Regions from separate parts of the Homo sapiens genome. Here all the other regions are linked to region 5. A link is a loop called in an ENCODE intact Hi-C map of the cell type or tissue named here. Cell type or tissue: endothelial cell of umbilical vein. All regions are shown on one strand. Region 1 overlaps NHS (NHS actin remodeling regulator). Region 2 overlaps REPS2 (RALBP1 associated Eps domain containing 2). Region 3 overlaps REPS2 (RALBP1 associated Eps domain containing 2). Region 4 holds the start of REPS2 (RALBP1 associated Eps domain containing 2). Region 5 overlaps TXLNG (taxilin gamma). Region 6 has its middle 22 kb from the start of RBBP7. Region 7 has its middle 13 kb from the start of RBBP7.

Region 1 (4,000 bases), 760 kb after region 5:
CAATAATTCACAAAAGAAGAAATACAAATGGCCAATACATGAAGTTTTATTTTTATTTTTTAATTTTTTATTTCCATAGGTTTTTGGGGAACAGGTGGCATTTGGTTACACAAGTAAGTTCTTTAGTGGTGATTTGTGAGATTTTGGTACACCCATCACCTGAGCAGTATATACTGAACCCAATTTGAAGTCCTTTATCCCTCCCCACCTTCCCACTCTTTTTACTCCTGAGTCCCCAAAATCCATTGTGTCATTCTTATGCCTTTGCATCCTCATAGCTTAGCTCCCACTTATAAGTAAGAACATACGATGTTTGGTTTTCCATTCCTGAGTTACATCACTTAGAATAATAGTCTCCAATCTCATCCAGGTAGCTGCGAATGCCATCATTTTGTTCCTTTTTATGGCTGAGTAGCATTCCATGGTATTCCATGGTATGTATGTGTGTATGTGGGTAACATTTTCTTTCTCCACTCGTTGACTGATGGACATTTGGGTTGGTTCCCTATTTTTGCAATTGCGAATTGTGCTGCTATAAACATGCGTGAGTGAGTATCTTTTTCATATGACTTATTTTCTTCTGGGTACATACCCAGTAGTGGGATTGCTGTATCAAATGGTAGATCTACTTTTAGTTCTTTAAGGAATCTCCACACTGTTTTCCATAGTGGTTATACTAGTTTACATTCCCACCAGCAGTGTAGAAGTGTTCTGTTTTCACTGCATCCATGCCAATGTCTATTATTTTTTATATTTTTTTGATTATGCCCATTCTTGCAGGAGTAAGATGGTATTGGATTGTGGTTTTGATTTGCATTTCCCTGATCATCAGTGATGTTGAGCATTTTTTTCATGTGTTTGTTGGTCATTTGTATATCTTCTTTTGAGAATTGTCTATTCATGTCCTTGTTTGAGAGCAATACATGAAGTTTTAAATGTTCAATGAGAAATAACTCTCTGTGTGTGTGCAAGTGTGTATGTATCAAATGGGCAAACATTTTTTAAATTGGTGATCCCCAGCATGGGTGAGGGTGTGATGAGACAGAGATTCTCATATATTCCTAATGGGAATATGAAATGATACATTTCTGGGGGACTGTGTGGCAGTTGGAATCTGTCTTTTGAAAATGTTCGAACCCTTTGATCTGGTAATTCAAAATCTAAAAGCTTATGCTAGGTGGACCATCTATGATGATATGATAGGATACGATTAGTATAAAGTTGTTCATCTTGGTGCTATCTGGAATAAATAACATTGGATTCATCACAAATGATCAACAACAGACAATTTATTAAATGAATTAAGCTCCATTCATGGTTTTTAGTATTACCCAGATATTAAAAATCATGTTTTGGGAAGATATTTAATGATATGGAGGAAATGGTTGTTATATAAAATTATTTAAAAAGGGCAGTCTATAAAACAGTATATATAGTATAGTCCCAGTTTTATAAAAACAAACACCATAAATGGAAAAATGACTGGCAGTAAAATGCCAAAATGTGAAAATGATTATCTCTGGGTACTGAAAAAACAAGGGTTTTTTATTTTCTTCTGTGCCTCTGAATTCTCCAAGCTGTCTTGCATTGTGCATGTAATGATGTGGAAAACACTTATAAAATTAAGAGAAAATATCATATCAGGTTAGAAAAATTACCAAAAATGTCAGAATACAAATGGACTCCAACTATGTAAGAATACACACACATCCCCCCCAACACACACATACAAAGAAAAACCAAGAAGATGAAAGGAACTATGTCCAAATCTTAGTAATTTTCTCTGAGATGGTGGAATGATGGATTATCATCATTTTCTTCTTTATACTAGTTTATATTTTTCCACTTGAATAGAAAAAGAAAATCGCCACCAAATAAAACCTATAAAAAGAAGTTTTCTTGAGTACTGTGTTCCATATAGTCACTGGCTCTGGTAGCCATAAGCAACACATAAATCTGAAGGCCAGGACTTCTTTTACCCCACAGCTGGGGAATCATTTGTCCTATGTGGAACCTGGTACCCATGTTAATCCTCTGCCTCCTGAATACATCAAGTCCCACATTGTAAAAGGCAAAAGGACAAGGCCAGAGTTACTGTTGATGGAGAAAATGAGTGGATTTTGCTGGTGTAAGAGATAGCAATAGAATCTGTGCTCTAGGTCGTAGGGAGGGCACCCTGCATTTTGCAAACTTGTGCTTGCTGATCCAATAGGCACCCCTGGTTGGATGCAGGGAGCTCTCTGGTGGCCAAAGGGTGTCAACGCAGCAATTTTTGCACTTCCACAACCAAACCCAAGATCTACTAGCCGAGATCAGAAGCCGATGCATACTTGCAGATTACATTTTAAGCCCTTATAATGGGTAGGAAAACATCTGTCTCTATTATTTCCATGGTATTTGGTATGAAGACAGAATCCTCCACCCTGCCCTTAAAATTTCACATAGAATAGGTATGCTTTCTGCCTTCGTGCCCAGGTCAAACTCACTTGACACTGCGTAGTTTTAAACTGTGTAATAAATTGCCCGAGGTGCACCAACTAATGTGTGACCCCGGATCACACTGCTTGCCCCACAAATCCATACTGTGTGAAATTGACCTTGCTGGTTGTTTTTCAAGTGGGTCTTTATAGCATCATAGAATGGAAGGAGTCTTAAAAACAAAAAGACTGAGACAGAGCTTGCTGAAAGAAATGACTCATTACTGGCTGAACCGGGAATGGAATATATTTCCAATCTTGAGAATATTGTCCAGCAGGCTCCCTCATTTCCCTCCGGCTGCCTTTATCTGAGGTGGCCAACTTGAAACCAAAACTAAAGCTTCTGACTCTCGTGGTTCCTGGATAGTCTTGTGTTTCTGTGTGTTTGCATCATACTGCGACTGTGCATCTGAGATGGAGTGGTCCACTGATGTGTGTGTGTGTGTGTGTGTGTGTGTACATGTGCATGCAAATACACATATGTATAATAGTGTGCAGTCACTGTAATAATCACTGTATACCTGTCTATCTCTGTCATTTTATTTAGGCATAGTCCATAGACTCAACCATATTATACATTCCTTGGAGATGATCTTCTGTGTCTTTTGTACTTCAGTATAATACTATCCAGAGGTGTTGGAGCCATTAGCACAATTTAGGCTACTTTCTTTGTAAGCCATGATTGAAAACAATGTCTGACTCATTTGGGTCCTTAGACTCAGGACTTTGTTTGTAGAATATTGTTCTATATTTAGCTTTTGTGTCAGCCCTAGGTTTTAAAGAGGCCTGAAGATTAGTGGAAACTTACCCCCTGGGTATTCTAGAATGTTCCATTGAGAGGTAATTAAGGGGAAGAAAAGGAACAACTTGTGCTCCCCAATTGGCAAGCCAGCGACTTGGTTATATATTTCTGTTTGCTGGAGCAAAAGAGCTTTGAATTCTATCCCATTTTAACATCGTCTCAACAATCACCAAGGTAGTTTAATAATGGCACCTTCGAACTTTGCCTGGCAAATGGAAATCTGAGGATAAGCCCTGAAATGTTCTCTATAGTCCATTTGAATGTTCTATCAAATTTATTCATTTTGACAATGACTTTTTAAAAAAAGAGAAATGTGCCAGGAAATGATAATTTTAAGTGGACCTTAGGAATGTTATAATAAAGCCCAGTGCTAGGACAAAGCAAGGACCAGCTTGGTGGAGGGTTTTGGAGGCAGACCAATGGGGTTTGATTTTTGACACTGCCAAGCTGGGAAGGAAGAAGTGCAGGGGGTATAGACAGGGCAGATGGGCCCTAGATGGTTGTTACATGTGTGTGATGGGTATGTGGAATTTCATGGTAAAGTTCTATCTACTTTGGGGTATGTTAAAAATTCATCATTCACCATAATAAAAACCTGAACATTTTTCCAAAAAAAATTTTTAAAAGAAGAAGGAAACAAGCTTGGCCAAGGACATTCAACAAGTAAGTGGCAGAGAAAAGCAGCAGCATGTAATGTAAGAGCATACTTATTGAAACATCA
Region 2 (4,000 bases), 220 kb after region 5:
AGACGGGGTTTCACCATGTTGGCTAGGTTGGTCTTGAACTCCTGACCTCAGGTGATCCACCCACCTCAGCCTCCCAAAGTTCTGGGATTACACGTGTGAACCACTGCTCTGGGCCTGTTTATTTTTATAATAATAAGAGGTTTTTGAAAAAAATTCAGATAGATGCAACCCAGTTAAAAAAAATCCCGGTATACAAAATCCTGCCTTTGAATAAGAGATTAAAAAAAGATGGTCATTATTTGCTGCCTGCAGGGGTTCACTAAGGGATATGGGTAAGTTCCCTTAGCTCGGAAAAAGGATAATAATTAATACCCGCTTACATCTCCAAAGTCTTGAGGTGCTCAAACAAGTAGGAGTGTGTGAAATGCTTTGTACATATCAAAACACTCTGTGAAATTTAAGGTATTAACTAATGGATAATGACTTCTTGAACATTTAAGAGTGGTTTGATTTACGTTTAGTAGAAACTCATCTAGTATGAAAATGATACATTTATTACAAATGATTAACAACCCTACAGCTCTCAACCTCTTTATGTAACCTTCCTTCTGACTAAAGGACCCAGATGACTTTGAGGAATAGCCTGTTTGCTGGGTGCATTCTCACTCAGCACTTCTGGAAGTATCCATTCTACAGTTAGTATTTCATCTCATTGTCCTGGCCTTCCGAAAGCACCCTTAACCCAAGGTGTGAGATATCAAAGTAATACATATTTTACTTCAGAGATGACATCTCAAGGTTTTACAGTAGCTCAACATTTTCTAGTCTCCTTTCTCTGAACATTGTCAGAGGGGAGACAGGCGTTCCTGGGAAGAATTAATTCCTGGAATGGTGTGTGTGTGTGGGTGTGGGGAATGGGAGGAGATGGCCGGCCTTCTTTTCTAGGGTTAGTGGGTGGAATTGCCCGCCCAATGATTAATTCCCTCCTTGACAGTGTGTTCAGAAGCAGGCACCTTGATGGCTCTTTAGCAGCAATACCCTCCTCTTCTTTCCTAGCCTCCTTTTGTCATAAAGCCTCATCTTTTTTATTTATTTTTATTTATTTTTTTTTTTTTGAGACAGAGTCTCACTCTGTTGCCCAGGCTGGAGTGCAGTGGTGCGACCTCTGCTCCCAGGTTCAACTTCTGCCTCCCAGGTTCAACCTCTGCCTCCCAGGTTCAAGTGATTCTCTTGCCTTAGCCTCCCGAGTAGCTGGGATTACAGGCACGCACCACCATGCCTAGCTAATTTTTGTATTTTTAGTAGAGATGGGGTTTCATCATGTCGGCCAGGCTGGTCTTGAACTCCTGACCTCGTGATCCACCTGCCTCGGCCTCCCAAAGTGCTGGGATTACTTGCGTGAGCCACTGCACCCGGCCAAGCCTCATCCTTCTGGTGTTCACCTCTTGGTCCTGTTAAGGTGGCCCTTGGCAAGTACCTCTTTAGTCTTAGGGTTCATGGGAGGGATAGAACAAAGGCCCACGCCTCCCCCTAGCATCGACATTTCCCTTCGTCTGCCAATGCCTACCATAGCTTTGTTTTCTCCCGCACTGCTTCCCTGGTTTTCTAGGCTCTTAAATCCTCAAATTTGACTTGCATGCCCTCTAGTGGCAGGTCTGATGCACCCCTTGTTACCCTGTTTATTGTGGTACCATAACAGCTGTTCTCACCACCCAGCTCTGTTACTAAATATTGTCTGTAATTCACAAATGCCAAATGAGAGGTTCAGTGGTCCTGACTTGCCACTCAAGTAGGAGCTGGAAATGTGGGATTTGAATTGGAGCTTTTGATTCCTGGATTTATACAGCATTTCAGTGTAACGGCAACAGTAAAAAAGATGTGGTTATAGTTGTTCTAGTTTCTTTTTTGTCATTTAAAAAGAATCCAGATTATTTTACTATCCACTCAGCTAATCTGAAAGAATGAAAATGTGAGGAATAGTGGAAAATAAGAATGATCATCTTTTTTTAAACCCTTTATTACAATTAGAAATTTTTTTGTCACTTACTGAGTATTCAGTATTTCATGCCTCAGTCCTGTTAACTTTGAAGAATACAAAAAATACATAAAGCATGATGTCTGCCCCTAAGTTTCTGTTCTAGTTAGATTCTAGTTATGAGGCAGTTAAATTTCTTCACCTGAGGAAAAAAATTAAGCATAACACATGATAACTTTTATTGGTGTTTAATTTTTCTACTTCTCACTAAAGACAGGTTCTCTGAGCATTTACTTTTTAATTTATTCTTACAGTCCTTTTCAGTGGAGAGGGAACTACAGGATAACAGCAGTTACCCCGACGAACCCTGGAGGATAACAGAAGAACAGCGCGAGTACTATGTCAATCAGTTCCGATCCCTTCAGCCAGACCCAAGCTCTTTCATTTCAGGTAAGAATGTGGGCTCCCTAGGCATCACTCTCACCAGAACATAGCCACCATCTTGAGAAATCATTCACGCAAAATGAGTATGGCAGCCTTCTGTGATTTCAGTTTGTTTTTCATCTAAAGTCGAATTTCTTATCAGATGTAAACCATGCAGAAGAAAAGTTGCCAATGACGTTTGGAAAATTATATTTCCATTTCAAAGGGCTTAAGTGGGAATTTGGGGGCAACTTGGCCCAGACCCTGCACCTTATCAGCTGAGGCAGTTCTTGAAATGCTAGCGTGTCGCCCCAAGGGGCCACCTCTCATTGCTTCCTCGTTATATTAGAGCTCGGGCAAGGACAGAATGTGGCCTCCTAAGGAGTTGGTGTCACAAGTCTTTTTATGTTATATGTGCCTTCAAACTTCAAACTCAGGCTCGTTTTCTTTGGCTCAAATGTTTGTCCTCCAGTTTTTCTGAGAGAAATTAAAATGGGGGAGGAAAATTGGCCAGTGCTTTCCCACTTGTCAGTTCTTCTGGGTTGTCTTCAGATATATAGATTCCTGTTGAGTTCTCATGTAAAATTCAAGCTCAGAGGAACTGGTTTAATGCCAGTGTGGCTACATTTTACCAGGCTGAAAGACTAACAGTGAAATAGTAGAGTCTAGAAGAAAAATTCATAAAGCTTTCTTTTTAGACTTTAAAATTTGAAGAATAACAATATGTCCTTAATAATTGTAACCTGCCATATTGAAGTGTGGGCAAAGATTAGTTTTATCTTGTGAAATGAGGCACATAATTGAAATATACTTGTATAAGTAATTGCAAACATCATTTACTGATTGGTGGTAATGGCTTTATTGACGGCAGAATAGTACAGATACAACAAATTAATGTTGACGTCATGATTAAGGAAAATAAGCAGAAACCCATATTGCACGATTTGACCACTTGCTAACCTTACCCCGTGCTCAGGTGAGTTTCTTTACGACATGTGCAGATATTTAGCCAAATACAAACAGGTACTTGTTAGAAATGTTTTTGTTTTCTTTTAACTTTTGTATCTTGCAGAATTTCAGATATAGACACAACTAGTCTGGCTGATACAACAAACCTCTGTGTACCTATCACATAGCCCCAATGATTTTCTCTTACCTACAGTTAACACATAAGGTTGTTTCAGTCAGTCAATGATGGCGGTACCATAACAGTATCACGGAGCTGAAAAATTCCAGCTCCATTAATCACCTAGTGATGCTGTAGCCATCATGATGTTGTAGCACAAGGCAGTGCTCACATAAATGTGATGATGCTGGTAAAAACAAATCTGTGCTACCAGTCGTATAAAAGCCTAGCACATATGATTATGTACAGTATATAATACTTAATAATAAATGGCTATTATTAGCTTATTATGTATTTATTATGCTATACTTTTTTTCTTTCTTTTCTTTTTTGAGATGGAGTCTTGCTCTGTCGCCCAGGCTGGAGTGCAATGGCACGATCTTGGCTCACTGCAGCCTCCGCCTCCCGGGTTCAAATGATTCTTCTGCCTCAGCCTCCCGAGTAGCTGGGACTACAGGTGCATGCCCCACACCAGGCTAATTTTTGTATTTTTAGTAGAGACGGGGTTTCACCATGTTGGCCAGGCTGCTCTCAAA
Region 3 (4,000 bases), 260 kb after region 5:
CCCCAGCCCCCGTTCCTTTCTCACCCTTGCAAACAAACCTCTCTCTCTCTCCACCCCGACCCCCGTGTCCTCTTCATACCCCTCTGTTTCTCTTTTTGTCCTTCTCCCCCATCACTCCTTCACAGGTATGAGCCTCCCCTCACTCTCCCCTTGCCAAGCTCCCCCACACCACCACCTTGTTCTTATAATATAAACGAGGCAGAGGTTATTAATAATTTCATGTCCGTATCTTTGTTTCATCATCTAATTATTTTCTTAGGTTAAATCCTGCTGGTTGGAGTTGCAGGGTCAAAGGCTGTAGATGTTTAAAGTGTAGCTATATGTTGCCAAAGGGTGAGGTGGAACACCTGTCAACTTGCTCCATCATCAACACTGTCTGAAAGTGTTTCCTCACAATCTTGCCAACACTGCTTCATGTTCATCTTTTTAATCATTACCTGTGTAATAGGCAGTTTCATGTCCCTGATTCCTAGTGAGGCTGAGAATCTTTTTGTATTGTTATTGGCCATAAATATTCCTTCTCTTATGATTTGCCTGCTCAGAAGGCTTGGCCAGCTTCTGTTGCTACATCTCTCTTTGCCTAACCACGGGGACCACTTCTTTCTTCTTCATTTTGCCTACGTTCTGGACCTCCCTCCTGTCAGGCACTTGGGAATGTGAGGGTGGCCATGGGGAAGCCTACCTCACCTGCTGCTGTGCTGTTCCTTGTCCCTCCAGCCCCGCCCCCCATATCCCCTCCTTCTGCCAACTTTATCACTTAAGACAGACTGCCTGGGTCACCCTGTTTATGACAATAGAAGAATAAGGAAAGGTAAAGAAAAGAGGGGAAAATAATGTGAGATGAAGCAAGATGTGGACTTGAGTTGAAAGGGAAAGATAAAATGAAGCCCTTGTTTAATAAAATGAGACTCAGGATTGTGAAAAGCAGTGATTGAAGCTAAGGTGCTGATACAGAGTGGCTTAAAGTGGAGTGATAGTGTGGAAAGGAAATAGGATGGAGAGAAGATGCAAAGAAAAATGAAAGGAAAATGAAGGGAAAGATGGGATGGTTGTTACATAGGAGTGATGATGTTTATCCAAAGGAATAAGCAGGAAATAGAATAAAAAATTGTAGAACCAATGGAAGGAGAGTCCACAGACTCTTGGTGTAGGATTCAAGCAGCATTTAAAGGAATAGCTTAGAAGTAGGTGGCATTAATGCCTTTACATTTATGAAAATAGGTAACATGATATGGGGAAAAAGAACAAAGGGCTGATTTAGAATGTAAATCTATAAAAATGAATAAGGCCAACTTTGGAAATATAGAACAGTTGGCTTCAACTTTGGTGTCTGTAAAGAGAGTGTGAATGTGTGATTTATAGTAGCCTAGATGATTCCAGGGCTCTCTAGGTACTGGCATCAGACCCGAGGCATGTGTTTTCATAAGGAGAAGCGGATACACTATGATCGCTGTGTGTAACAGGGAGATCACCATTTGTAATAGCTGACCCAGTTCTTGGAGCCATTGCCTCACAGTCCCACACAGCTGCTGTGTTTGAGAGATAGCAAAAATGTGCAAGAAAGTCTAAGTCAGTGACAATGCAAGTATGCAAAACCTAGAGGCAGTCAGACCTGGAATTTGCTCAGTGATGTTTGGATTTTATGTCTCTATATTTATAGCTATGAAACATCTTTTATTACTGAGATTCCTGTAAGAAAAATCACACTAAGCTGGTACCTAACCTCCTTTTCCTCAATGAAACAGTTATTTTCATGAGGTAATTTTTTTTTCATAAAAAGGGGTTTCTTCTGTCCACGGAGTCAGTAAGAACTACCCCTCTCTTCTACTCTTGATTCAGACCTGCCTCTTCTCAAAGCCATGCCTGAGGTTTGTAGCCTGAGGTTTCCATGGTGACAGTAAAAAGCCTTAGCTCTGCCTTGTTCCAGTCATTGAGCATCTGCCTGGCAGAAGGGGCAGAGATGGTGTGGAGGAGACATAGCCATTCCTTTAAAGTTTCAGACCGGGCATTTTCATCATTTCCACTCAAATCTAGCTGGGGGACCTAGGCCCATGGATAGACCTAGTTGCCAGGCAGCTGGGAAATGTAGTCCTTGGCAGGGCAGCCATTTCCCAGAAATACGTTTCTTACTGCAAAAAAGGAGAAGGGGATGTTGATGGTCAGTTGTTTTTTTTTAAAACCACATCCCATATGGCCAAATACATTGAGATTCACACATTAAAACCATTGTGATGGCTGAACAGAACACATCCAGGGCTAGTGTCTGTCCATGGGTAGCTAATTTCCTATCTCTGCTTTAGATATACTGATAATAACAACTCATTCCATGGTTAAGAGACTATGGTACATCCATCCTATGGAATTGTATGAAGCTGTTAAAAAGAACAGGCACGTATACTACATGGAGAGCTATCTCGGATAAATTAAGTGACAAAAGTATGATGCAGAATGTGTATGTTTATAAATGTGTAGACAATTTCAGGATGATGCTAAAGAAACTGGTAATGATAGTTGCTTCTGGGCAAGGGGAACAGTATGACTGAGGACAGGACTGGGAAACAAGCTTACTTTCTGTTGAATGCCTATTTGTATCTTTTTAATTTTGGCTCATGTACAGATGTCACCTATTATAAAAAATTTGCTTTTCACTCTTTAGCTGCAATGATGGTATCTGAAAGTACCAGAGATGTCTTTCCTGCCTGAGGTTACCTATCTCAATCTTCCCTACGATTCTGTATTCAGGGTATCTTTATGACCATCTGCTACCACCTCCTGGAATGCAGCTGAAATGACAGAAATGTTCCGAGCACTTTTTTTTTTTTTTTTTTTTTTTGAGATGAAGTCTCGTTCTGTCACCCAGGCTGGAGTGCAGTGGCGTGATCTCAGCTCACTGCAAGCTCCGTCTCCCGGGTTCATGCCCATTCTCCTGCCTCGGCCTCCCAAATAGCTGGGGACTACAGGCACCTGCCACCACGCCCTGCTAATTTTTTGTATTTTTAGTAGAGACGGGGTTTCACCGTGTTAGCCAGGATGGTCTCAATCTCCTGACCTCATGATCCACCCGCCTCAGCCTCCCAAAGTGCTGGGATTACAGGCATGAGCCACTGCGCCCAGCCCCGAGCACTCTTTTAAGCTCTGATGCGTTCTTCAGATTCCATTTCAGTGCCTTTCCAACACTGAGGAGTAGTTCTGGAGGACCTCCCAAAGATTACATTGTGAGATGTATAGTTGGGTAAAACGTCATGGTAAGGGCTCTGTCTTAACTTGGAAGTGGCTGTGTTTATTGAGTGGCGAATTGAGAAGTCTTTCCTCGGTTTTCTATAAATGAATATTTGTTTCTGTAACTTAAGAAGTAGGTAAACTCCTTGGGAGTAAGAGATGTTCCTAATACCAAACTTACCTTTCAGGTTCTCTAAAAGATGAATTTGGCCACAAAAGCAGCTCTGACCTTATATATTTCCTTACTGTATTTTTCCTGTGAGTGCTACTTGTTTCTTTTAAAATCTGGTAGGACTATGGGATTCCTGACCCACCCCAAACCTTTGGGCCCACAGTGCACAGCTATCCAAGGGTTCAATTTGGCAGTCTGGGCAGTTTTTTTGTTTTGTTTTGTTTTTTTGTTTTTTTTAAATGAAAGCGTTATTGAGATGTAACCCATATACTATAAAATTCACCTTTTTAAAGTGCACAATTCAGTGATATTTAGTATATTCATAGTGTTATATATAACTATCAGCACTATGTAATTTCAGAATATTTTCATCCCCCTCAAAAGAAACCCCATACCTATTAGCAATCATTCCCATTCCCCCCTTTTCTTCCTCTATCCCTTGGCAACCACTAACTTACTTTCTGTTTCTATGGATTTGCCCATTCCGGAATTCTGTATTAATAGAATCATATAATATGTGGTCTTTTGTGACTGGCTTCATTCACTTAGTATAATGTTCTCAAGGTTCATCCATGTTGTAGCATGAATCAATACTTCATTCCTTTTATG
Region 4 (4,000 bases), 120 kb after region 5:
ATGAGCATGGGATGCCTTTCCATGTTTTTGTGTCCTCTTCAATTTTTTAAATCAATGTTTTGTAGTTTTCTTTGTAGTAAAATATATTTTTTATTAGTGCTTAACCCTAGACTGATGTTTTCTTTTGGGTTATTGTTTCCCAGTGAGGCTTCATGCATATATTTCTGCAGGTCTTCCCAGGAAAAATGACATTTAAAAAGAGAATTTTTGGAAAAGAGATGCAGATATGTGGGCCTGATGCTGGAACTTCCAGTGCAATGGTGGGACAGACTTTTTTTCCAGTGGCTTCTTTTCTGGTCTCTCTTTCTCTCTCTCTCTTTGAGACAGAGTCTTGCTCTGTTGCCCAGGCTGGAGTGCAGTGGTGTGATCTTGGCTCACTGCAACCTCTGTCTCTTGGGTTCAAGTGATTCTCCTGCCTCAGCCTCCCAAGTAGCTGGGACTGCAGGCACTCACCACCATGGCCCAGCTAGTTTTTGTATTTTTAGTAGAGATGGGATTTCACCACGTTGGCCAGGCTGGTCTCGAACTCCAGGACTCAAGTGATCTGCCTGCCTTGGCCTCCCAAAGTGCTGGGATTACAGGCATGACCCACCGCGCCCGGCCTGGACTTTCTTTTAAAAGCGGCTAGAGGGCCAGGCGTGGTGGCTCAAGCCTGTAATCCCAGCACTTTGGGAGGCCGAGGTGGGGGGGTGGGGGTGGGGTGGATCACCTGAGGTCAGGAGTTCGAGACCAGCCTGACAAACATGGTGAAACCCCGTCTCTACTAAAAATACAAAAATTAGCCAGGAGTGGTGGCAGGCGCCTGTAATTCCAGCTACTCGGGAGGCTGAGGCAGGATAATCGCTCGAACCCGGGAGGTGGAGGTTGCAGTGAGCCAAGACTGTGCCATTGAACTACAGCCTGGGCAACAAGAGCGAAACTCCTTCTCAAAAAAAAAAAAAAAAAAAAAAAGTGGTTAGAGTACTAGCCAGGGGGAAGCAAGCACATTTGAAAAATATAGTGTGTATGCTTTAGGATAGGGAGGAATGGAGAGAGAGAGGAGGACATGGACCGGGGTGGAAAAATGTGGGGTTTCGCATTGATTTTTGGTGTGAGCTTGAACAAGTTTTGTACTAAAAAAAATGCCTGTTTTACTACTAAAATAAGTGCTTCCTTTGGAGAGTGAGGATCCTCTGTTACTGAGGTTTGTATTTTCAGGCCCTAGCATATAAATCTGCTACATACGAGATATTCAACTGGTTTTGGAGGAATGAAGGTGAACATGGCAGTTTCCTCATCTGTAAAAGCAGGGTTTGGACGAAATGATCTGCAAAATGGGTCTTTTTGTACTCTTACTACTCTAGTATTTACGAGTAACCGATGTTATTCCTTATAAAGTCTCAACTCCTGGTTTGAGCCATGTCTGACGAGGGGGCCTAACTCCAATACCACCCTGAACACTCTGGGGTCAGTGGGACCCTGTTTGTACAGACGTCTGCGTCTTCCGGCTCTTTAGGACATAAGCAGTACTGCTATGGAAGAAAGGAAACCTAATTTCCCATGCCTTGTCCCTTTCTGGAAAGGGCATGGCGTGGTGTGGGCACCACACCTGCCCCAGCCTTCTAGCAAGAAAACAACACAACCTTCCCCGCTCCCCGAAAAGAGCTTCTCTCCAGTTGGGTCTAGATGCCCCCTTCCCAACCAGGGCGGATGGCCAAAGGCTCCGCTCCCTTGCAGGGTAGGCTTGGAAAGGCACGGGGCCCGCCTTCCTGGGCACCGGAGCCTGTGACGGGCGGAGGGCGTGCGGCGCGCTGGGTTAGTTACCTGGCGCTGGGCGGGGCAAGCGGGAGGCGGGGGCGGGGCCGGGGTGACATCTCAGGCTGTGATTGGGCCGCGCCGCGCCTGTCTCCATGTGCCGCGCAGCTGAGGCACAACATTCAAGCCCGGGGGTGGGGCCGGCGCGCGCCGGGAGGAAGCGGCCGCGCGGCAGCTGCGGGGCGTGGGGGTGGTGGTGGCGGCGGCGGTGGTGGCGGCGGCGGCGGCGGCGGCAGCTGAGGCCGAGGAGGCGGTGGCTGTGGCGGACGCAGCAGCACCCCAGCTAGGGACAGGGCTCCGCCGCGCCCCCTTGCTGGCCCCATGGAGGCGGCAGCGGCGGCGGCGGCGGCGGCAGCGGCAGCGGCAGCGGCGGGCGGGGGCTGTGGCTCCGGGCCGCCGCCGCTGCTGCTGAGCGAGGGCGAGCAGCAGTGCTACTCCGAGCTCTTCGCGCGCTGTGCCGGCGCCGCGGGCGGGGGCCCCGGGTCTGGGCCCCCCGAGGCCGCCAGAGTCGCCCCCGGCACGGCCACTGCGGCCGCCGGCCCCGTGGCTGACCTGTTTCGGGCATCGCAGCTGCCCGCCGAGACGCTGCACCAGGTGGGTCCCTCCGCCTCCTGTCCCTGCGGGTCTGTGGGGCAGTGTGTGCGGGGGCGGAGGTTGCGAGTGGGGCGACAGGGCTGCCCCCAGGGACCCGGAGGCCTCGGCCAGTTCTGAGAGAGAGGACTCTGCAGCCGGGGATGGCGGCGACGCCCTTGTCCCCGGGGGACACCAGCCTCCTTCGCAGCTCAGCTCCTCGCCCAGTGCTGGGTGCGCTCTCCCCATCTTCCTTCCCTGAGACAGTCTGACACTCTCTCCCCTCCCCCGGCCATTTCTGGGGTTCTGCAGCCGCCCAGACCCAAAGTTTGTCCTGTTCTGGAAGTGGTGTTTGTTTTGGCTGCTGCCTGGTTTAACCTCTGCTCGCTGCTCCTGCCCCTCCCTCTCCTGAGTGGGTTCTCAGGGTGCCTTGCTGGGATTTCAACTTGAAGGGTGTGTGTGTCCGTAGGGTTCGAGGCCCAGGGCTGAATGTTGTCCTCTCTATGTAGTTGTAATATATAAGTATCTACTATATGTAATTGCCCATAACATATTTCTAAATATTAATATTAAATCGAAAACCTTAATGACAAGTTGCAGAACAGGGACACGGGACTGCAAGAGGACGTTTGTCAAGTCAAAACCAAATTTCCCATTTGAGATTAGAGGTGGACTTCAGAAGTCCACCATGGGAAACAGCTGTAGTTTCCCATCTATCATTACTTGGACTTGAAATAGAATTGAAAGGTAAGGGATGTCATAGCTACCACCTTTTGGCTGTTCTATACTTGGAAAAGTACTAGGGGATGATACATACCAGACGCTGTTTTTGTTTTGTGCTTTCCTTGGAGCTTGGAGAAAGACTACTTGATAAGCCTTTGTCTGTCATTTCATGTCACCAGCACTTCATGGTGATAAGACTGTTAATATCAGGTTCAAAACGTGAAATGAAGCTTTTCCTAAAAGCAATAGTATGAATGTTATTAACACCAATGGAATATTTAGAGTGGCGAGTGGTATTTTAAAATCTAGTTTCAAAGGAGAACTGAGGGTTTTATGGTTCACTTGCAATGTCATTGTGTTCATACGTATTTTTAAAAAAATTGCTTAAGACTGCGTTTTATACTGCTGGAGTGTTTTTACTGCTATATGTTTGTGAGCATAACTTTAGACACTTTGTAATCTTTCACCCTTTTGAATTTGGGATTTCTGAAACTGTAACTAGTATTCACAGAACTTAGCATGGCTGTTTATCCCTAAAGAAGTCCTTGATATGTAGACAGTTCTGCCATTGCTGATGAGTAGTTGAGCTGGATCAGGTAAAGAGAAAGTCAGTGTCTTAAAACACAAACCGTGGCTATTACATGAGGCCCTCAGAATAGTCCCGAGCATAATACATTTATTCAGTGCTGTAGCTGCTTCCCAGCTGAAAGAGGAATAATTGACTGAGGCTATGCAGCAAGTAAGTGACAGCTGGGTACCTATTAAGGCTTATTTTGTTGTCAGTAATGCATCGGATAAGAGGAGGTGGGCATAGTAAATCTGAATATGTTGGTTGATGCCTCTTTAGGAATTGGGAAGAAGGATTTCCTGATGTTAGAACCCATGCTTTCTTGAGGTACATATAGTTTTAAAA
Region 5 (4,000 bases):
AAAATTAGATCCTTACACACCAGAGGCAACAATCAATTCCAAATAGATTAAAGGCTTAAATGTCAAAAATTAAGCTTTGAAATTTGTAGATATTATTTTGATTTATCAATAGATAAATATTTTTCAAACCTTGAGTTTAGGAAATATTTCTTATAGCACAAAAAGCACTGTCAGAGGAAAGATTGTACAAATTTGCTTTATTGAAATTAAGAACTTTGTTTTCGTCAAAAGATGCCCTGAAAAAAAGTGAGAAGATGGCCAAGCGCGGTGGCTCACACCTGTAATCCCAGCACTTTGGGAGCCTGAGGCAGGCGGATCACGAGGTCAGGAATTCAAGACCAGCCTGTCCAATATGGTGAAAGCCCGTCTCTACTAAAAAAATAAAAAAAAAAAAATTAGCCGGGCATGGTGTTTGCGCGCCTGTAGTTCCAGCTACTCAGGAGGTTGAGGCAGGAGAATCGCTTGAACTGGGGAGGCGGAAGTTGCAGTGAGCCAAGATCGCACCACTGCATTCCAGCCTGGGCAGCAGAGTGAGACTTCATCTCAGAAAAAAAAAAAAAGTGAGACGACATTACAAACTGGGGAGAACATATTTCCAACAAATATAACCAGCAGGCGATTTAGTATCAAGAATATCTAAAGAACACTAATGTGAAAAGGACAAATAGCCCTATGGAAAGCTGGATGAGAGACATGAAAGGGACATTTCATAGAAGTGGAAAAACAAAGATACGAAGATACCTTAACATAAAGGTCCATAAACATTCAAAGAGATGTTCCACCTGATAAGTGATTAGGGAAATGCAAATTAGGACCACAGTGAGATGCCATTTTACGTCTATTGTAGTGGCATAAATGAAGAAATCTGATCATTTTGGAGAGGATGTGGATCTACGTGGTCTCTTATATATTGCTGTTGGGAATATCAATTCACCATTGTCATGTGAAATCAAACATTTAGAAATCATTGCCCAGCAACCTCATTTCTGATGTTTGCACAGAGGAGAAATTCCTGACACGTGTATACCAGGAAACACATGAGAATGTTCATACCACTGTGAGTAATAACAAAACCTAGAGACAGCCCAGATGCCTGTTGATGCAAGAAGATGGATTAATAAAGAGTTTTGTGTGTATGTGTGGTGTGTTTTTATTTTTTATCTACTTGTTTGTTTATTTTTCAGACAGGGTCTCACTCTACCACCCAGGCTGGAGTGCAGTGGCGCAATCATGGCTCACTGTTTATTTTTTAGAGACAGGTTCTCACTTTGTGTGGTATGTTTGTGTGTGTGCTGTGTTTTTAAAAAGTGGAATATTATACAGCCTGTGGGCCAAATGCATCCGAAGTCTGTTTTTACACTGCCCACAAGAATGGTTTTAATTTTTAAGATGTTTAAAAATAAAGAACACGTGACAGAGACCATATGTGGCCTGCAGTGCCTAAAATATTTACTTGCTGGCCCTTTACAGAAAAAATCTGCTAAGTCCTGATCTGCAGCTACACGCCAACAATGTGGATGAGTCCTAGCAATGTAATCGAGTTGCGCTGTCCAAGACAGTAGCCATCAGCCACATGTGGCTTATTAAATTAGTGTAAATTAAATGAAAATTTCAATTCCTCATTTGCACTAGCTACAATAAAGTCAAAACAGCTAAAACCAAAAGGATTTTTTTTTTAGAGAAGTGCACACAGATGAAATGAAATTATATAGAAAGGAAAGCGAAGGAATAATGAACGCCGGATTCAGGATTGCGCTAACCCTGGGTCAGGAAAGGCAGGAGCTCTGCACCCTGGTGAAATTACAGCTAGTATGTGCCGGACCTGCAGCCTCTTAAACTGGGCAGCCGTGTACAGTTCGCAGTAATTTTGCTTTACAAAATTATGCAAAAACAATGATTTTTTTTCCTGCAAGAATTTCAGTAAAGGTGTTTTTAATATCTGTAAATGTGGCTGTAAGGATGCGTGATATGTTTTGGTAGGCCACAAGATGTCACTCTTGCTCTTCAAATTGTGACTCAGCATCATTTTCTTTTTCAGTAAAAGCTTTATTGAAAGGTCAGTAAGGCTGCCATCTTATCTGTTCATGTTGATTTAACCTTGAAACAGACTGATTTGTTCCATACCCAAAACTGCAGCAGTTCTTCTTACAAAGAACCCTGAGTGCTGTTTACTGAGTTTTAGATTCTGATGACTGTTTCAGTATAGTAGCCTGTGGGTGTAAAACTTGATGGTATCGACTCCTAAAGCATCATTTAAAAAAACAAAAACCTGCTGGGCACGGTGGCTCATGCCTGTATTCTCAGCACTTTGGGAGGCCGAGGTGGGCGGATCACCTGAGGTCGGGAGTTCGAGACCAGCCTGACCAACATGGAGAAACCCCATTTCTACTAAAAATACAAAATTAGCTGGGTGTGGTGGCGCATGCCTATAATCCCAGCTACTTGGGAGGCTGAGGCAGGAGAATCGCTTTAACTCTTGTTGCCTAGGCTGGAGTGCAATGGCGCGATCCATTGCACTCCAGCCTGGGCAACTAGAGTGAAACTCCATCTCAAAAAAGCAAAACCCGGCCGGGCATGGTGGCTTATGCTTGTAATCCCAGCACTTTGGGAGGCCAAGGCAGGTGGATCAATTGAGGTCATGAGTTTGAGACCAGTCTGGCCAACATAGGGAAACCCTGTCTCTACTAAAAATACAAAAATTAGCTGGGCGTGGTGGCAGGTGCCTGTAGTCCTAGCTACTCGGGAGGCTGAGGCAGGAGAATCGCTTGAACCCGGGAGGTGGAGGCTGCAGTGAGCCGAGATTGTGCAACAGAATAATAGTCCATCTAAAAAAATGATAATGAAAATAAAAAAATCAAAACCCCAAAGCACAATAAATTGATTGTTAAAATATTTGGATTTCAGCGGGTTTTTTGCCAGGTAGGAAATGATCTAGACAGACATTCACCCAGCAAACAGCAATTCGGGACATGCCTGGCTTTAGCACTGAGTCACTCCTGGCCTTCAACATTGGAGTAGGTTTCAGCTAGAACTGGAGCTGGTTTATTTTCCAAAGGGTTAAGGCTGGAATACTTGGGCAGTGTTCCCAGTGGGCCCAGGAAAATTCAGGGGCAGGAGGTATCCAGTTGAAGGGCATCATCCTTCAAAAAGCACAAGATCATAGCTGGAAGTTGAGGAGCCCATGTTGCTTGTGAGTTGTTGGGTTGAAAGCAGGGAGAAGATCTGTGATCAGTGTCTGAAGTCAGAAAGCTGGCAAAATTCAGGACCCCAGGGGATAGCAGGCCAATACGGAAGTCAAGAAAGCCAGAGATTCAGGCTGCTGGGTTCAAATCCCACCTCACCCCTTACTGATTATCTGTACTAATTAAAGAATGTTAGGCAACTTATTAATGTCTCCAGGCTTATACATTTCTTCTATAAAACCTGGATAATAAAGGGTTGTGAAAATTAAATCTGTCTAAAGGATTTTTTTTTAAAAAAGAAAAAGATGGATTATTTTCTGCTGCCCTAAATTTGCTTACTTTTTTGTCACAACTGGAAGAGGAGAGAAGAGAAGGGTGGCAGTGTAGCATGGCATGAAACAATTTAAATAATATATTAAACCATAGTATTTGACTTTTTGAAAATGTGTTCCATAGCTCTCATTATAATTCTAGCCATAACTGTAAGATTTTTACTGTACTTCCTAAATACAAAGTGCTTATGAATTTTAGCTGGAGGAGAGCAGGAGTGTTCAGAAGCAAATGAAGATCCTGCAGAAGAAGCAAGCCCAGATTGTGAAAGAGAAAGTTCACTTGCAGAGTGAACATAGCAAGGCTATCTTGGCAAGAAGCAAGCTAGAATCTCTTTGCAGAGAACTTCAGCGTCACAATAAGACGTTAAAGGTTAGTTGCTTCATTTGTCTGTTTTTTTCAGGAGGGACTTATCTGATTTCATAATCAACCCTGTGCCTATCTGAAATAAATCCTTGTCTCTACTTGGAGACAGATACTGCCTTGCT
Region 6 (4,000 bases), 66 kb after region 5:
TCTTTAATTGTTTGAGAAGACCAGAATGCTCAAGGAAAAATTGCTTTATGTAAAAATAGCATGTTATTAATAAGTGAAGTAACTCCGTATACAGGCATACAGTTTTTTCTTTTTAAAAATATGTTATGTATTTATTTATTTATTTGAGCTATCTACTACCAAAAGGAATATTTACTTTTAAAACTAGAGATGGCAGTCTCACTATGTTGTCCAGGTTGGTCTCGAACTCCTGGGCTCAAGTGATCTTCGTGCCTTGGCCTCCAAAAGTGCTGGGATTACAGTGGTGAGCCACCATGCCCAGCTGAGGCACACATTGCATGCTTTATTTATTTATTTATTTATTTATTTATTTTAACACCACTAGAATTTAGAATAGGACTTGGAATACAATGATAGTCTGTCAATTGTCAACCTTGGCTACACATTGGAATCACCTGAGGAATTTTAAAAAATGCTGATGCTTGGGTTTTCCCCCCAAATTTTGACATAATTAGTCTGCTGTGCAGTGTGAGATATTTAAAAGCACCCCGGATGAGCACACTGCAGTGGAGATTTCTTTCTTTTTTTTTTTTTTTTTTTTTGAGACAGAGTCTCGATCTGTCACCCAGGCTGGAGTGCAGTGGTGAGATCTCGGCTCACTGCAACCTCTGCCTCCCAGACTCAAGTGATCTTCCTGCCTCAGCCTCCTGAGTAGCTGGGACTACAGGTGCATGTCACCACACCCAGCTAATTTTTGTATCTTTAGTAGATATGAGGTTTCACTCTGTTGGCCAGGCTGGTCTGAAACTCCTGACTTCAAGCGATCTGCCCACCTCGGGCTCCCAAAGTGCTGGGATTACAGGCGTGAGCCACTGTGCCCAGCGTAGTACATGACTTTTGCACATGCTCTTTCCTTGTCTCTTTGCCTGAATAGCTATTTATGTGTCCTTCAAATATCTGTCCAAGTGTCACTTCTTCAGGGAAGCCTTCTCTGACCTTTGACCTTCCTGACCATGTCACATACCCTATTAAAAGCTCTCATGGATTAGCTGGGTGTGGTGGCATGTGCCTGTAGTCCTAGCTGCTTGGGAGGCCGAGGTGGGAGGATCACTTGAGCCCGGGAGTTGGAGGCTGCAGTAGAGCCATGATCACATTACTGCACTCTAGCCTGGGTGATAGAGCAAGACGCTGTCTAAAAAAATATATATATAAAATTGCTGGGCCTGGTGGCTCATGCCTGTAATCCCAGCACTTGGGAGGCCAAGGCGGGCGGATCACCTGAGGTCAGGAGTTCAAGACCAGCCTGGCTAACATGGCGAAACCCCGTCTCTACTAAAAATACAAAAATTAGCCAGGCGTGGTGGCTGGTGTCTGTAATCCCAGCTCCTCGGGAGGCTGAGGCAGGAGAATCACTTGAACCGGGAGGCAGAGGTTGCAGTGAGCCGAGATTGTGCCACTGCACTCGAGCCTGGGTGACAAAGGGAGACTCTACCTCAAAAAAAAAATATATGTATATATATTAAATAAATAAATAAATAAATAAATAAATAAAAAGCTCTCACAGAGCATGTGTTTGTGTGACTATTCAAGAAATATCTGGCTTCACTGAAGCTCCGTGAAGGACAGGACTTTGATTTTGGTCATAATTGTCTCCCCTGTTCCTGATTGTGTCTTGCATAATAATATGTTAAATTTCATTAATTTAACATATTAAATTACACCTGCTTCACCAGGATGATCCATGTCATGAGCCTTAACTGTTTTGCTGCTGAGTTTACTAAAATTACATTTAGGATTTAGCGTCTATATTCATAAGTGACACTGGCTGGGAATTTTCAGTTTTTAGGCCTGTATCTGCCATGGGTCAGTCAGGAGACAGAAACCACATCAGTCACTTAAGCAGAAATTAATGTAAAGGATCTTGACCTAGGAAAGACTCAAAAGAGAACTCTAAGGTGAGCAAAGGAAGGCTGAGTGAACAAAGGAAGAGGTTGGAATTACTAAAACTTAGAAACGTCGAGGAAGGAACTGGGACCCAGACCTCAGGGGAGAGGGCGCCATCCCCTGCTGCAAGGAACTGCTGCAGTCAAGATGTAGAAAGCAGATGGGGAGGAGCAAGACTATTTTCCCTTTTCCCGATTTACAGTCTCTATCTAGCTCCCCCTACTGGCAGAGCCTAGCAGAGAGCAGCTGACAAAGCGGAAATGTTTGCAGAGTCCCAGCCCTGGCAAGGACCAGTTTGGAACTGGGAGACAATAACGTACTATCGGGCCCAAGGTCTTCGAAAAATAATCTTTTCCTACATGTACCATAGATTGTTACAATTTATATAATCCCAATTTATCCCCTTATTAGATGTGTATTTTTTGGATGAGTTTTTAAATTTTCCACTCTGTTTACTCATCTACAATAAGAGAGCAATAATCCTGTACCTATCTCATAGTGTTATTATTTGCAAGTTTCAAATACATTCTCTGAGAAACACAGCAGTTTTGGGTGCTTTTACTCTTGGAAGGTCTTTTACAGATTGTTCTCCACTGTTATTAGTGCTTAATTTGTTGTTGTCACATTTATTTTTATAAAGAACCATCGTGTGTTTACCTTATCCAGAGTCAAGAAGACTAAGCCCACCTCAAACTTAACATGTCTAGAGTTGAACTCTTAATCCCTGTGCACAACCTTTACCTTATTTCCCTGCCCAGTTGTCCTTATCTCAGTAAAGGGCAATGCCAACCAACTCATTATTCAACCAGAAACCTTGGAGTCATCCTCAATTTTAAAAAAAGTTTATTTATTTATTTATATTTATATTTATTTTATTATTTTTTTGAGACGAAGTCTCACTCTTGTCACCCAAGCAGGAGTGCAATGGTGGGATCTCCACTCATGGCAACCTCCATCTCCCGAGTTCAAGCGATTCTCCCGCCTCAGCCTCCCGAGTAGCTGGGATTACAGGCGCCCGCCACCACACCCGGCTAATTTTTGTAGTTTTTTAGTAGAGACGGGGTTTCTCCATGTTGGCCAGGCTGGTCTCGAACTCCTGACCTCAGGCCATCCACCCGGCTCAGCCTCCCAAGTGCTGGGATTACAGGCGTGAGCCACCACGCCCAGCCAAAAAGTTTATTTTTTAATGATTATGCATGTTGTGAGTCATCAGCCATCCAATTATAAGTGCCTGTTTCATCGAAGTCCTTCAGAATGATTTCTTAAAATTTAAATCACAAATGGCAGTATAACTTTTCTTTCTTTTTCTTCTTTTTTTTTTTTTTTTTTTTGAGACAGAATCTTGCACTGTCGCCCGGGCTGGAGTGCAGTGACGTGATCTCAGCTCCCTGCAACCTCCACCTCCCAGGTTCAAGCGATTCTCCTTGCTTCAGCCTGCCAAGTAGCTGGGATTACAGGCGCCCGCCACCATGCCCGCTAATTTTTTTGTATTTTTAGTAGAGACTGGGTTTCACTATGCTGGCCACACTGGTCTCGAACTCCTGACCTTGTGATCTGCCCGCCTCAGCTTCCCAAAGTGCTGGGATTACAGGCATGAGCCACTGCGCCCAGCCAACATTTCTTTCTAGAATAGTCTTTACATTTCTTTCTTTTTTTTTTTTTTTTTTTTTTTTTGCCATTTTGATCTAGGGGTATTTAGTGATTTTTTAATTGCTAAAGACACAAAAGAATCTATTAGTATTTGGTGAATGTGGGTTTTCCTTTTCAGCAATTTCTTTTGATTCTACCTCTAAAATGTATCTTGAGAGCCCTCCAATTCTTTCCATCTTCATGGCCACCAGCCCAGTCCCAGCCACCATTAACTTTCACCTGATCAGAGCCACAGGCTCCCACCTGGTCTTCCCAACACCACTCATGAACATTCCAATCCATTTCTCATAAAACATCAAGGGATAGTTGATTAATTTTCTTCCCTTCATTAACTCTTCTTATGCCTTTCCATTGTACCTTGAATGAAGTCCAAACTCCTTATCATAGTCTCTAAGGCCTTACGTGATTGGACTCCTGCTTACATCTC
Region 7 (4,000 bases), 57 kb after region 5:
TTGGTACATGTACACCCAGAAAAAAAGAAGCTTTCTACCTAGGAAACCAGACTACCTTGTGTCTTGTAATTGTTTAATAAATATTTGTTAAATTATTACATAAGAAAGAAGATGAAATCTGTAAATACTGAAATGGAAAGATGTCCACAATATATTTGACTGAAAAACAAGCAGGTTATAAAACAGTATAAGTGATCTACAGATTTAACGCAATCCCTAACTCAGTTAAATTCTTTGCAGAAATTGATAAGCTGATCCTCAAATTCATATGAAAAGTCAAGGCATCTGGAAAAGCCAAAACAATCTTGAACAAAGCTGGAGGACTCACACTTCCCTAGATCAAGACTTACTACATGCTACAGTGATCAAGACAGTGTGGTACTGGTGTAAGGATACACATATATATTAATGGGATTCCACCAACTGACAAATGGGTAAATAAAATGCATTGTGTCTATACAATGAAATATTGCTTGGCAATAAAAAGAAATGAAGTCCTGATACATGCTACAACATGGATAAACCTTGAAAACATCATACTAAATGAAAGAAGCCAGACACACAAAAAAAACATATTGTATGGTTCCTTTATTTATTTATTTATTTATTTATGAGATGGAGTCTCGCTCTGTCACCCAGGCTGGAGTGCAGTGGCGCGATCTCGGCTCACTGCAACCTCCGCCTCCCAGGTTTAAGCAATACTCCTGCCTCAGCCTCCCATGTAGCTGGTTTTACAGACGTGTGCCACCATGCCCAGCTAATTTTTTTTTTTTTTTTGTATTTTTAGTAGAGTTTCACCATGTTGGTCAGGATGGTCTTGAACTCCTGACCTCAGGTGATCCGCCCACCTTGGCCTCCCAAAGTACTGGGATTACAGGCGTGAGCCACCTCGCCCGGCCGTATGGTTCCATTTATATGAAATGGCCAGAATAGACAAACCCATAAGTACACAAAATAGATTAGTGATTACCTAACGTTGGAAGGTTTAGGGGAAAATGAGGAGTGATTGCTAATTTGTCCACTTTCTTTTAGGAGGTATGAAAATGTTCTATAATTAGACTGTGAATGTACTAAAAGCTAGTCACTTGTATGCTTTAATTGGGTGAATTGTATAGTATGTGATTACATCTCAATAAAGCTAATTTTTTAAAAAAGAAGAGCCAACACGATGTGTCTCTGTGCCCCAGAATGTAGTGGGCTCAGATAAATGTGGAACGTTAGCGGGTCAGCGTGTACCTGGTTTCCAAAAACATTCTTTGTGAAACTCTTGATTGACGAGTTGCAGCTGCAGGAGAAGGGATGTGACTTGGCACTTGCTCCCAGACAGGGACAATGCACCGAACACAGTGTACACACGTAGGTGCCCATTTGAAGGGGTAGCTGTTCTGAGTTGAAGAACTGCACCAGGTTCAACCCAATTCTTGTACTGTGCATGTCCTGCGTGGGGGAGGGACCCGGAAGCTGTGCCAGACCTCAGGAGGCAGCTGCTGTTTGGCCACGTGCATTGCTCACTGAATATCTCTTAAAGTTAAGTAAACCAGTGTAGGGGGAAATGCCATTATGTGTAGTACAACCGTATATTTAGCTGTATTAGTGATTTTATCTGGGTGACAGGATTTTGAGTGATCTTTATTTTCTTTGTATTTCTCTGTGTTTACTGATTTTGTGTGTGTGTGGAAATATTAATATATTAATGTCTTCAGAAAAAAATCTGTACAAAGAGGTTTAGCTGTCCCCCCGCCCCGCCCCTCCCCAGCACCAGGGGTGTTACTGGTGAGGCTGAAATCCCAGGCAGAAGAGTCAGCGGCCGCCCAGGTCCCTCACGTTTTGTGCATCCTGTGGCGAGGGTGCTTGGGGACCCGCAGAACTCAGGCGGGGACTGCTTCGCGGGAAGCCCCACCCCGCCTCCACGGTTCTTCATTTCTAATGCGCAAGCGTGAGAACAGCCTTGCATGGGTGGTAGGTCGGGCATAAACTCTTGGGCTCAGGCTCCAGGCAGGCTAAGCTCTGGTGCCAGCTGTGTGGGGGAGTGCCCGGAAGGGCCAGGTGCCCGGCACCCAGAAACAGGAGTCCCCTTCATCCAGTGGGAAGTGGAGTCTCAGTCTAGTCCTCCCAGTCCCCACAGGGGGAGCCACAGGTTCCAGCTTGTTTGTTGCCAGGTGCCACTGAGAGAGCGCCTGGGATCATTCATCGAATAATCCTGCCCGTCTCTCCGCACTTTTAAACAGCCATATAGTACCATCCTTTGTTTAAACAGAGAACGTCTTTATCCCACAAGGGTAGGTAGTCCAGGAAATACCGAGATATAGGAACAATAGGATTACGGAATCAAACCTTCTCAAACAGATTTTCCTTAGTAGTCTCTAGAGCATTCAAAATGCATATTCTATTTTATGTCTCTTTTCTTTCTAGTAGTCAGATTACTGAAGATTACTAAGCTATCCCTTTTATAAATGTGCTGCTTCGTCAGCTAAACGCAGACCAGTTTCCACCTCTAGCCACGGGAGGGCGCACAAATCAAGTGACGTTTGGTATAACATGTTTTAGGACCTCCTGGCTTGGGTTGAGGAAAAAAACAGGGGCATTGTGGTCCTCTCATGAATGTAGAGCAGCACTATCCAATGGAACTTTCTGCAATGATGGAAATTTCCAATATCTGTGTTGTCCAGCACGTCAGCCACTAGCCACAAGTGGATATGTGGCTAAAATGACTGAAGAAATTAAATTTTAATTTTAGTTCATTTAACTATACATTTATTTTTATTTTTACTTTATTTTATTTTTTGAGACAGGGTCTTGCTCTGTCACCCAGGCTGGAGTGCAGTGGCGAAAGCACGGCTCACTACAACCTCAACCTCCTGGGCTCAAGTAATTATCCCACCTCAGCCTCCCAAGTAGCTGGGACTACAGGCCTGAGCTGCCGTGCATGGCTAATTTTAAATTTTTTTTATAGAGACAGGGTCTCTGTATGTTTCTCAGGCTGATCTCGCACAACCATCTCGGCCTCCCAAAGCACTGGGATTACAAGCGTGAGCCACCGCACCTGGCTAATTAAAAATTTAAATAGCCACACATGGCTACTGGTTACTATATTGGAGAAGAGCATTAGACTGTATAGGAATATTGATTTTTCTGAATGGCTTTACAAAGTTGGCATTTAAACGACTTTGAATCTAACAACAATACCTTAAGGGTAAAGAAAACTAACATTGATGTTCCCACCATTGGCCAGCTTCTGTGCCAGGCAGACTTACATTCCCATCTCATTTAACCTTTGCTATGCCCCTCAGTGAAGGATATTAGTATGCTCATTTCATGAAGATGCAGCAGACCCAGAGAGATGAAGTAACTGGTTCAAAGTCATCAAGAAAGTCACTGAGCTAGATAAATGCATCTAACATTCATTGAGAACCTACAATATGCCAATAAATATTTCAGCAAGGCACTATTACAGACACTGGAAATCTATAATAGAAACCAATGCTAGGCTGGGTAAGGTGGCTCATGCCTGTAATCCCAGCACTCTGGGAGGCCGAGGTGGGCGGATCACCTGAGGTCAGGAGTTCAAGACCAGCCTGGCCAACAAGGTGAAACCCTGTGTCTACTAAAAAAAAAAAAAAAAAAAAAAACCAACCCAGAAATCAGCCGGGCATGGTGGCGGGTGCCTGTAATCCCAGCTTCTGGGGAGGCTGAGGCAGGAGAATCACTTGAACCCGGGAGGCGGAGGTTGCAGTGAGCTGAGATCACGCCACTGCACTCCAGCCTGGAAGGCAGAGTGAGACTCCATCTCAAAAAAAAAAAAGAAACCAATGCTAGATATGGGGACCTTTTTAGCAGATGCTGTCATTTTGTCCTATATAGCATTTTCTGATTTATCAGAGGACAATCCGTACATTTTAGCACATTGTATTCTCAGAGGTAAAAGGTACTTCCACATTAGCCCCTTATTGCTCTCTGATGTATGAAATTCTCTAATCACTGTGAGCTCTGATCAAGGCAG

Evidence for each region. A loop is a pair of places that touch in the nucleus more often than their neighbours do. Peaks named below come from ENCODE experiments on the same cell type or tissue, not always from the same donor. Only the 100,000 strongest peaks of a DNase experiment are listed, where the experiment ranks them.
Region 1: a loop joins it to region 5, with 5 times the contacts of the local background. A loop is called at or near these places in 7 of 110 quality-filtered maps.
Region 2: it touches region 5 in a loop (16-fold over the local background); 64 of 110 quality-filtered maps call a loop at or near these places.
Region 3: a loop joins it to region 5, with 5 times the contacts of the local background. A loop is called at or near these places in 6 of 110 quality-filtered maps.
Region 4: a loop joins it to region 5, with 7 times the contacts of the local background. A loop is called at or near these places in 3 of 110 quality-filtered maps.
Region 6: it touches region 5 in a loop (11-fold over the local background); 41 of 110 quality-filtered maps call a loop at or near these places.
Region 7: it touches region 5 in a loop (6-fold over the local background); 45 of 110 quality-filtered maps call a loop at or near these places.

What each region holds. Positions count from the first base shown.
Region 1 is chrX:17,589,103-17,593,102 of GRCh38, forward strand. The region is part of intron 1 of NHS (NHS actin remodeling regulator); the gene reads left to right. Among named protein-coding and RNA genes, the nearest start is that of NHS-AS1, 32 kb to the left of the region's middle. In endothelial cell of umbilical vein, a CTCF peak has its summit at 2,279 (motif pointing left); DNase peaks (open chromatin) are centred at 2,239, 2,759 and 3,109; H3K27ac peaks cover 1,544 bases.
Region 2 is chrX:17,045,118-17,049,117 of GRCh38, forward strand. REPS2 (RALBP1 associated Eps domain containing 2) reads left to right here. Exons shown (of 18, transcript NM_004726.3): 6 at 2,230-2,365. Among named protein-coding and RNA genes, the nearest start is that of REPS2, 100 kb to the left of the region's middle. In endothelial cell of umbilical vein, a CTCF peak has its summit at 1,587 (motif pointing left); a DNase peak (open chromatin) is centred at 1,574.
Region 3 is chrX:17,080,268-17,084,267 of GRCh38, forward strand. All of the region lies in intron 13 of REPS2 (RALBP1 associated Eps domain containing 2), which reads left to right. Among named protein-coding and RNA genes, the nearest start is that of REPS2, 140 kb to the left of the region's middle. In endothelial cell of umbilical vein, no CTCF peak of the experiment used is centred here; no DNase peak of the experiment used is centred here.
Region 4 is chrX:16,944,747-16,948,746 of GRCh38, forward strand. REPS2 (RALBP1 associated Eps domain containing 2) reads left to right here and starts at 1,912. Exons shown (of 18, transcript NM_004726.3): 1 at 1,912-2,388. The coding sequence starts at 2,116. In endothelial cell of umbilical vein, no CTCF peak of the experiment used is centred here; a DNase peak (open chromatin) is centred at 1,875; H3K4me3 peaks cover 1,354 bases.
Region 5 is chrX:16,824,381-16,828,380 of GRCh38, forward strand. It overlaps TXLNG (taxilin gamma), which reads left to right. Exons shown (of 10, transcript NM_018360.3): 4 at 3,714-3,884. Among named protein-coding and RNA genes, the nearest start is that of TXLNG, 40 kb to the left of the region's middle. RefSeq lists an enhancer at 2,486-3,001. In endothelial cell of umbilical vein, a CTCF peak has its summit at 1,948 (motif pointing right); DNase peaks (open chromatin) are centred at 2,061 and 3,951; H3K27ac peaks cover 3,009 bases.
Region 6 is chrX:16,890,848-16,894,847 of GRCh38, forward strand. No RefSeq gene overlaps it. Among named protein-coding and RNA genes, the nearest start is that of RBBP7, 22 kb to the left of the region's middle. In endothelial cell of umbilical vein, a CTCF peak has its summit at 2,145 (motif pointing left); a DNase peak (open chromatin) is centred at 2,144.
Region 7 is chrX:16,880,910-16,884,909 of GRCh38, forward strand. No RefSeq gene overlaps it. Among named protein-coding and RNA genes, the nearest start is that of RBBP7, 13 kb to the left of the region's middle. RefSeq lists an enhancer at 1,529-1,578. In endothelial cell of umbilical vein, a CTCF peak has its summit at 2,482 (motif pointing right); DNase peaks (open chromatin) are centred at 1,962, 2,192 and 2,492; H3K4me3 peaks cover 714 bases; H3K27ac peaks cover 497 bases.